2 separate regions of the Homo sapiens genome follow, and region 1 is linked to region 2. Evidence: chromatin contacts called from ENCODE Hi-C or POLR2A ChIA-PET data. All regions are on one chromosome and are shown on one strand. Each heading gives the region's core, a stretch centred on a gene start or an enhancer-like site at or near the end of the contact. The rest is flanking DNA. Distances are from core to core; before and after follow the strand shown. Region 1 overlaps CLIC5 (chloride intracellular channel 5). Region 2 has its middle 100 kb from the start of RUNX2-AS1.

Region 1 (4,818 bases), core at 750-3,249, 330 kb before region 2:
TAATTCTAAAATGACTGTGTTGTCATTTGTTTTTTCCCTAAAGGAAATCAATGAGAGCCAGGCAGGCCTTCATGGCTAGCTCAAAAACCAGATTGATGGGGAGATCAAAACATCAGGTATGAAAGTTGTTTTGACTCCTCCCTCAACCCCATCTTTTTGAGCTTCAGGTTAGCAGTTCTCATTTACAAGTAAATGGGACAAGTAAAGGCTAGAAATATTGTGAAATAAAGATGCTGCCCAGGCCTTACTTGAACTGTGTCATTTGAGGGAAGCAATATCCTTGTTGACAGAATCACACTTTTCCAAAGTTTGGAGTTTCTCTGAGGTACATGATTCCCCATAAAAAGAAAGGCCTTCTTGTTGATGGTGTCAGGTAACTGAAGCTCTTTCTGCAGGGCAGGGTGGGTTGGTTTCTATGAAGACTTCCAAGAAGGATGGGTCCCACCCAGTTATAGTCATGACTTGGTCATTTTCAACACCCCCTTGGAAGGACCTCCCAACCTCTTGTTTCCACTGGGTGTACCACTCTAAATCACAGTCACCTAATGAGTTTCACAATGACATGTAATTGTAATTGTCTCCCACGTCAATTGATAGTCATTATCTGTTACTACTACTGCTGATAATGATAATGATAAGAAGAAGGAAAGATTGCAGCATATTAGGACATAATAAGTATGTTCAAATACCTTATCTCATTTGATCATCAGCAACTTTATAAGGCTTGATTCACTTATGTGAAAGATAAAGAAAACAAATAAACTGGATTCACAGGTACCTTATGAGACTCGCTGTCAGAGCACTTGATGAGCTGCAGTTTGCTCTTCTTGTAACAGCCCAGGGAACTAAGAATGATAATTCCTCCTGTTCTGTTGAACAATACATGTGCTCACAGAAAGTAGGTAAAATGCCCAAAGGTAGATGGCAGATAGCATTCAGATCCAGTCCTCAAATCTAGCAGTTTAGACTTTGAATTTCTTGCTCTTTTCCAAATACCTATATGTCAGGCCTGATACCTTATTTTGCCAAGTTAGGCTTTCAAGTGCCATCATGGTGACATTTATTTATGTTATTAATCCATTCTAATGTGTTCATAGAATGCTTCCAAGGAGACTAACCCATTTCTGCTATGTACTCCGAGTCTTTCCCTTTCGGGGAACATTCTGACAGTGACTTTTAAGAGATTATTTCCCCACATTTTTAGTTTCTACAATAAGAAATGTTAGATCATGTCAACTCTGATTCTAATGTCCCATAATACCTGTGGATGGCGCAGGGATTTGGAGATGCAGTACCTGAGTTCAAGTCTTGCCTCTGCCTCTAATTAGCTAAATGATCCTGAACAAATTATTTAACTTTCAGGAGCCTCACTGGCCCTCTTAAAACAAGAGCATGGTTATAAATAAGGAGACCATATAATTTATTGTCCAAATCTAGACACTTTTGAGAGTGAAAGGGAATGATATCAATAATTAGGCTGGAACCACAGGTATAACCCAGGATAGTTTGGGAGCAAATAAGGATGTGTGGTCATTCTGGTTATGAAAATACTGTCATTGTAGATTTGCTGTGAGGATTCCATGGGAGAACATAGGTGAAAACACTTTGTAAATTGAAAATTGCTGTAAACACACTGACTTGAATATTATGAGTCCCATGGCAGACTGAACCTTTCTGGACCTGCACGTCCCTGATTTGCCTTGGGGAACAAAGGCCTGGCTCCTTCCTCACTTGCAGGGATATTTTGAGAGTAAATGAGATAATATGTAGCTTGGACTTTGATCCTAAGAGGAGGACAACAGGCTAGAGGTAATGGCAGTGAGTGTGGTTTATTGAAAGAAATAGAGCAAGGAAGTAAAAGCAAAACAGAAAGCAATTTGAAAAGACAAACACAGGATGTGCTGTGTAGGTTAGATCAAGGCATTCCACCCATTTGCATTGCTTCCTCCACTCCCAGTCTCACCCCTGGACCCCAGAAGTGACTAATGATACAGACAAGCTCGCCGCAAGTGTCTCTTCAGCCAGGAACTGAGGTTTCAACAGAAACCAGTGGTTCTCAGCCTTCACTACCTATTCAATCCATTGAGAGAGATTTTAAAACTTCTGATGGCAGTTTGCTCCCCAAGCCGATTACATCAGTGTGTCTGTGGGTGGGACCCTGAAACAATATTTTCATATCCACTCTCAGGTGGCTCCAGCGTGCAGCCCTGGTGGAGAGCCACTGAGTCATAATCAGAGGCAGGTCCAATAGCAGGCAGCTTCTGCCACCGCTGACATAGGTGGCCTTGCTAATGCTGATTAAATGTCCAGAACTTCTAACAGCCTCAGGGCATCACGGTCAGAAGTGTTGTTGATAGAAAGCTTGCATCCAATCACTGCCCAGTTAACAGATGCTGACGAACTATTAAGCCCTATCCACAGGACTCCAGAACAATCGTGTATAGGGTTGGTCTAGTCAAAGAATCATCAATTCAGCATGGGGGAAGTAAAACAGAGTTCTGCTAATTGTCTGATGGAAACGACTAGTCTTTCATTTATTGAGTGGCCCAAAAGTTTCTGAGTGGTGCAGGGTGCAATACAAGTTGTGGTGACTCGTGGTGTGGTCATCTGACTTCCAGAACAGATAGGATCAGATCTTGTGGTGTCGCCTCTATGTCCCTGAGCTACTGTGACTGCCTGGTCACCTTGGGCCGCTTGCCTAAGCATGAGCTCACTAGGTTTTTAAAGTTCCCTTCATCATATTAAGCTACTGTGTTTTTCTTTCCCACTATCTTCAGGTTTTGATCTGTAGTCAATAACGCAATACACAAATTTGCCTGCCCTGCTATGGCAGTGAGTGCTTCTTCTCCTGGTAACACATCCCTGGAGAGCTAGCGTCAAGAGTTGTATGATGCATATTTGAAGTGCCATGGCAGGGTGGTGGGAATGAGGACTGGGTCTGCAGAAGCTGACGTCCACTGCCAGTGTTGAGAGCTCCTGCATCCCTGATGACTTGTGTTGTCTCTTTGGGCATTTATTGGCCCCCTCCATGCAAGACAAAGCGTCTGTCAATTTAGACAGTCAGTTAGGTCAAAAACTTCTCATTCTTGGTTCCCTTTGAGTTGTCAGCTGCTGGCCCCATGTTAGTGGTGGCAAGAGATGTGGTGGAAGAGTGAAACTTTGGTGTCAGGCTCGGGTTCACCAGTGTGTTGGCCAGGATGGGCTGCTTGACCTCTCTGGACCACAGATTTTTTTTTTGTTTTAACCAGTGCAGTGCTAATAGCAGCAGCACATCTTTCATGGAGTTGGTGTCAGCATTTCAAGCTGAGTATGGATCTGGCCTATTAGTAAGTCTTTCTCTGTAGGCTCCATGTAGCCCAATAAGTAAAAGTAAAGCCCTTGGGCTTCCCTCCCTTGATGTGTACAAGAAGTCAGAGGCTCAGTCCTACCAGCTGAATCTCACATCTCAGAACCAAGATACTTCTTGAAAGAAAATGTAAGTTTCCAAAGCAGGTCGTCATTCAGGGAACTGGAAGAGAAATGTTCCCGATTGTTGGAGCTGACCCCTGAGAACACAAGCAGTGAGTCTCATTGCTGCAGACCAATGGCAACTGAAGTACAGTGCAACCACCACTGGATCTGACTGCCTCTGACTGGACTGCTGCTCCATAAGCTGGAGCCCACTAGAGCCCATGTCTGGAGTAATGTGGTTGGACTGACTACAGGGTAACTGCAGATCCCTGACCCACTGGGTTCTTCAAACTCAGGGGAAGTTGATTCCTCCTGTCAGTTGCTCCCTCATCCAAGAAAGCTCCTACATAACTGCTTCCCCAAGGCTCCTGGTAGCCAGGCCAGGGTAAAGGATCCTCTTTATTTTCAAGAGGATCCCTGGTTCTCTTTGCAGATTTTACTACCCCTTCCTCAACAATCTTCCAGCTATGCATAGCCATAGGTGCTCTCATCAAATATACTCACACATGCACACGTATTATCTACCAGGATTATGGGGAAAATGTCGTAGGCTCTCACTCTCTGGTATCTATTAAAAAACTATTACCCAGAACACATCCTGAGTTGTATCTGTTGTCAAGACTGGAGGAACTAGAGATAGTAAAGATGCAAAGTGGTTAAGCATGAGTTTCCTAAGATGTAGTTCTGTAAAGGACTCTCTCTACCCAGGGTGTCTTAAATCTAACACTGCTTGTGTTCTGAGGGGTCAGCTCCCACAGTCAGGGACATTTCTCTTCCAGTTCGCTAAATGACAACCTGCTTTGGAAACGTGTCTTTTCTTTCAAGAAAGAAGTATCTAAGTTCTGAGATGTGAAATTCTTTAAGGACAAATAAGATAAATAGCCTACTGTCTGAACTGAAACGAATTCTTCCCTGTAAAAAGAAATGGAGTTGTTAACTTCTAGAAGTTCTTTTAGCTCTGCTGGCATGGGAAGAGTCTTTAAGGGGGATTCAAAGACTCTTCCCATGCCAGCAGCACTGGAGGTAAACCATGGGTAGGCTGGTGGTTCTCAGCCTTTGGGGCATGAAAGAGTCACTGCACTTGCCTTCTTCACTTGTACCTGCCCAGGTCCTGTCTATAGAGTTTCAGATTTAGGAGGGTGGGGTGAGGCCCAGGCATCTGTATGCTTAAGAAGCTACCCACTGGTGATTCTGAAGCCCATCAAAGACTGAGAACCACTGGTGCAAACCATGGGTAAATAGGGCTGAACTACTCAGTGGAGCATCAAAAGGACAAAATATGGTCCAGTCGCTACTTCAAACAAGCATTTCACAGGATGGAGGTAGCCAAGGCAATATGCTGGTTCACATGAATCACTCCAGATTGAC
Region 2 (5,213 bases), core at 2,414-4,913:
CCTGGCAACCACCATCTCTATTATTTTGAATAGTAATTGGCAGATTTAGATTAGATCTAGTAATTTTATACTCAAATAATTACCTCATATAAGTGGAATCATACAGTATTTGTCTTTTTGTGACTGTCTTATTTAACTTAGCATAATGTCCTCAAGGTTCATCCATGTTGTATCCTGTGTGAGAATTTCCTTCCTTTTTAAGGCTGAATAATTTTCCATTGAATGTACATACCATTTTGTTTATTCATTCTTCTGTAGAGGAACACTTGGGTTGTGTCTGCATTTTAGCTATCATGAACAATGCTGCTATGAACATAAGTGTACAAATATCTCTTTGAGATCTTTCTTTCAATTCTTTTTGGTATAGACCTATTAGGTTGGTGCAAAAGTAATCGTGGATTTTGCTATTTCTTTTAATGGCAACAATCGCAATTACTTTTGCACCAACCTATAGATGCAAAATTGCTGAATCCTATGGTAATTCTATTCTTAATTTTTTGAAGAATCATCATACTGTTTTCCACAGTAGCTGTACCATTTTACATTCCCACCAACAGGGCACAAGAGTTCCAAATCCTGTGTATCCTCATTAATACTTGCTTTTTGCTATGGTGTTTTGATAGTAGCCATCCTATTTGGTGTGAGTGTTACCTCATTACGGTTTTGATTTGCGTTTCCCTAATGTTTGGTGATGTTGAGCCTCTTTTCATGTGTTTATTGGTTATTTGTATATTTTCTTAGGAGAAATGCCTTTTTTTTTTTTTTTTTTTGAGACTGAGTCTCACTCTGTCACCCAGGCTGGAGTGCAGTGGTGCGATATCGGCTCACTACAAACTCCACCTCCCAGGTTCATGCCATTCTCCCACCTCAGCCTCCCGAGTAGCTGGGACTACAGGTGCCCACCACCACGCACAGCTAATTTTGTTTTTGTATATTTAATAGAGACGGGGTTTCACCATATTAGCCAGGATTGTTGCAATCTCCTGACCTCATGATCCGCCCACCTCAGCCTCCCAAAGTGCTGGGATTACAGGTGTGAGCCACCACACTTGGCCCAGAAATGCCCATTTTTAAATTAGGCTCTTTGTTTTTGAATTTTAGTTCTTTATATATGCTGGATATTAATCCCTTATCAGATGCATGATTTATACATATCTGCTCGCATTCTGAGAGTTACCTTTTTACTTTGTTGATGATCACATTATTTCTTACAGCTAATTTTGAGGGTGGATTGTCTTCCCAGAAAATGGGGAGAAATAATGTCTCAATTTTTTAAAGGTAGAAGACCCAGGATGAATAAAGTTTCAGGTCTAAGAGGAAAAATATAAATTCTTAAGCTATAGAAATGGTCCTTCACCTGATTTTGTACCTCACAGTAATGTAAAACTGAACCTGTTTCAAAGCCACCTTTTCTGTACAGTGCTGCTATTGTGCTGTGGGTGGTACAAATTTAGCCAACCCTACAAAATCCACTTCCCTAGACACATTCTGCAAGGTTTCTGTGACCGCTAGTGGTAAAGCACCACAATGGTGCTCATCAGTCAAACATCACTGCCGGTAGTCTCATTCCTCCTGGAGGCACACACTGAAAGAGAGAACTTTTCCTCTGGGGTCCTGTGCTTATGTGTTCATGGTCTTGTAAGTCACAGCAAAGAGAGAGAAAAACACAGGAGAAAATGAAAATGTCCACAGGAAACAGCCAACTGTACAGAGACAGTGCTTTGGGAAAACCTAAATGGGACTTTATTTCTTTACAGGGGGAAAGAACAAGAATGCAGTCAGCTCAGGTTTATACCAGGATAAAGTGAAATGGGTGGAAAGATGTGTGAGTTCTACCTTAGGTAAGTTGGCACCCCTCAGTTTCCCCAAATGAGCAGGTGGAACTGGGTGAGCCTGCGGTTCCTTCCAGTCTTTATAGTCTGTGTTTGGGGAAAACCAGGAGGCCACCAGCACAGAATATTTGCGTGGGGCCATGTGTGTGTCCTCCCCAAAGGGGAGAAGATAGCAGGGAAGCTCAGCGTCGGGGTGACCAGGAAATAGTGAGAGCTCCCAGCCCAGGAGAGCAGGCCCCTAACAACGAGCCCTTATGAGGGGCAGGTACATGTACACAGTGTGTCCCTGAAATGAGCTGTCAAAAGGAGGGGAAAGAGTACCCTGAGGGTGTGTTTTGGAGAGGAGAGTGGTAGAGAAGGGGGATTCAGAAAACAAACTTTGCTTTGGAACTCCAGAGGAATAAGGACAGGGAATGCCCTCCAAGTACACGTGGACAACATTCACAGCAGATACCCTCAGCTCCCAGATCCAAAGAGGGTAACCATGTCCAACAGGGATGACCAGGTGGCATTTCTAAACCTCATGTGCAGTTCTAAGAGGAGACTCCATTTTTTTTTTTTTTTTTTTTTTTTTTTGAGACGAAGTCTCACTCTATCGCCCAGGCTGGAGTGCAGTGGCATGATCTCGGCTCACTGAAACCTCTGCTGCCTGGGTTCAAGCAATTCTCCTGCTTCAACCTCCCGAGTAGCTGGGATTACAGGTGTCTGCCACCATGCCAGGCTAATTTTTGTATTTTTAGTAGAGATGGGGTTTCACCATCTTGACCAGGCTGGTCTTGAACACCTGACCTCATGATCCACCCGCCTCAGCCTCCCAAAGTGCTAGGATTACAGGTGAGAATCCATTATTATATTTAATATTTCAATGCAGGGACTCAGAGCCCTTAAACTGCTTGGACCTAAAAAACCATTCATGGACCACACATGACCTGATCACTCTTGTTCCCTTCCTGTATCTGTGACACAGACAACAAATGCCATCACTTCTCGGCCACAGGTGGAGACCCTGGCCAAGGATACATGACCAAGGATACACGACAGAGCTACAGATCAGTCCTGAACAGAAATGCAACAGAACAGCCTCTTGTTTCCTCAGCCACACTTCTAGACCGAATTTCCTGCCCTGAAATGCTGTCCACAGCCAGGCCAAGGAGCGGAAAAGAGAAGCCTTTTAAAATTAGCATACTAGCATATGGGGCGGTGGGAGGAGGGGGATGAAAAGAAGGATCTTGGAAGAGCTCCAGCTATTTTATTCCTGTTTTTTCATTCCAGTTTGGAGATCTGGGACACATTGATTCACAACTTTATAGTTCTTATTCAGCATTGATTTATGGGCTGACCAATCTGGGCCTAATCAGTCAGAGAAGGATTGGGGTTTTTTTGTCCAATAATGTTATATTTATGAGTCCATGAAGTGCACCGTGGCTGCAGCCCTGCCTGGAGTCAATAGAACAGAACTTCTAAGATCTCAGAGAAGGGGGTTCCCAGACCATTTTCTGCCCCCATATCATGCTTAAAGCTCCACTGTACATTAGAGGCCCCTGGTGTCATCTCACATTTAAACTCCAAACGGCTTGCCTGTAAATCTTCAACAACTGTGAACAGCTATGACAGTCTCGAATGTCCGTGGTTCTGTGCATCTGTCACTCTTATTTTCTTCTTTCCTTCTCTGACTGTGGAAGTAACTAACCCGCAGCTGGATGCTCACTGGATATTTCACAGCTGCGGAGACCAGGGCAGCGTTTGTTCACTCAGAGAAGCCCAGCCAGGGCTGTGCGGAGTTCAGCGGGTTATCATGTGCTTCCGGCTTGATCTGTGGTTATTCTGGTTCAGTGACTATAAAGAAATGAGCAGCCTGGCTAGACAGGAACTAGTTGAGAAGCCTGTCGTGGAGGGGAGGAAACAGAAATACTCAGATTGCAAGCATCTTTATGTTTTTCTTTGACGGGAAAGACATTTTCCCTGTCACACTCTTGGCAGCTGTCTGTTCTCAGCCTTCAACTCTGGTTAGCCCCAGCCGAGTCATTTATTTGCAGGACACCTCAGGCAACAGTGTCCCTGCCTCCCTGCCCTACCGTGGGTACCAGCAGTAAATGTCCATCACCAGCCTCGGCTCCCTAATTCACCTGACAAAGGATTCCACTGCTTGATTTATCCTGAGGAGAGAAAAATTCAGCAACAGCAAGAAACTTAGAAAAGCCATAGGCATCTGACAGACGAAGGAAGAAAGCTGCCAATTCTGCATTTCAGAGTCTGAGCCTATGAAGCCAACCAGATCTACCTATAAAGAGGGAGTCTTGAATGTCCTAGGAAGACTGCCAACCATTACTGGGTGAACAATCAGACAGGTCATCAAGTCAGGGATTGGCAAACTTTTTCTGGAAAGGGTCACATGGTTAAGTATTTCCAGCTTTGAGGTTACATACAGTCACTGTCACATCTTATTTTTTCACTACGACTTAAAAATGTAGGCTGGGCACGGTGGCTCACGCCTGTAATCCCAGCACTTTGGGAGGCTGAGGCAGGCAGATTACGAGGTCAGGAGATCGAGACCATTCTGGCTAACACAGTGAAACCCCATCTCCACTAAAAATACAAAAAAAAAAAAATTAGCTGGGCGTGGTGGCGGGTGCCTGTAATCCCAGCTACTTGGGAGGCTGAGGCAGGAGAATGGCGTGAACCTGGGAGGTGGAGCTTGCAGTGAGCCAAGATTGCGCCACTGTACTCCAGCCTGGACGACAGAGCGAGACTCCATCTCAAAAAAAAAAAGTAAAAGTCATTCTCAGTTCACAAGCTGTACAAGAGTAAGTCACTGGTCGTGGTTTGCTCACCACCCCTCACCCCAACCCGTGGTTTAGACAAACTAAAATTGTTTTTTATTTTAAATTTTGTATCCACTCCCACTGTGCATACATGCATGTGCATGAGCGTGTGGCCTGACAGCTCCAGGCAGTCCCAACGCGCCACACCTCACCTTCCTAGGGTAGAAGTAACACTGGGTAACTCACTCCAGAGAGCCAAGACGCGCTATAGCAGAAAGAACACAGGCTTCAGGAGACATGAGGATTCCTCCCAGCTCAGTGCTGCATCTGTTCTGTGCCCTGAGCCCGTCTCTTGCCCTTTGTGACCTTCCGAGATCCATTTGCAGGGTGAAGGGGGTCAGGCCAGATGATGTCCAAGCTCCCTCCCAAAAGCGATATTTCCTGTAGGCATCCCAAACCCATTTAGGACCAAATGAGGATGTCAGAGAAAGGAATGGATACAAATGTCTTCTATTTGTTCACTCTAGCTCAAAGCACAGCCAATTTTGAGGTGACCACCCCCCACATCAGAAAACCCCCTTTGGGAACAGAGTGGCTGGCACAAGCTCTGCTCAGAGAG

What was found. A loop is a pair of places that touch in the nucleus more often than their neighbours do. ChIA-PET counts read pairs that join two places held with the same protein, here RNA polymerase II (POLR2A). Pooled maps may share reads with other maps.
Region 1: a loop to region 2 is called in a map with no recorded cell type, with 3 times the contacts of the local background. The contact joins two enhancer-like sites. A Hi-C loop is called at or near these places in 10 of 37 single-sample maps with no recorded cell type and 9 of 50 pooled maps. POLR2A ChIA-PET finds 5 or more read pairs at or near these places in 2 of 52 experiments (OCI-LY7 and SK-N-SH).

What each region holds. Positions count from the first base shown.
Region 1 is chr6:46,008,797-46,013,614 of GRCh38, reverse strand. All of the region lies in intron 1 of CLIC5 (chloride intracellular channel 5), which reads left to right. Among named protein-coding and RNA genes, the nearest start is that of CLIC5, 4.7 kb to the left of the region's middle. RefSeq lists an enhancer at 2,071-2,120. Within about 2 kb of position 1,999, at least 12 of the 41 ENCODE cell types and tissues checked have a DNase peak (open chromatin) inside an H3K27ac peak, as active enhancers do.
Region 2 is chr6:45,676,106-45,681,318 of GRCh38, reverse strand. No RefSeq gene overlaps it. Among named protein-coding and RNA genes, the nearest start is that of RUNX2-AS1, 100 kb to the right of the region's middle. RefSeq lists enhancers at 3,368-3,487, 3,498-3,557. Within about 2 kb of position 3,663, at least 10 of the 41 ENCODE cell types and tissues checked have a DNase peak (open chromatin) inside an H3K27ac peak, as active enhancers do.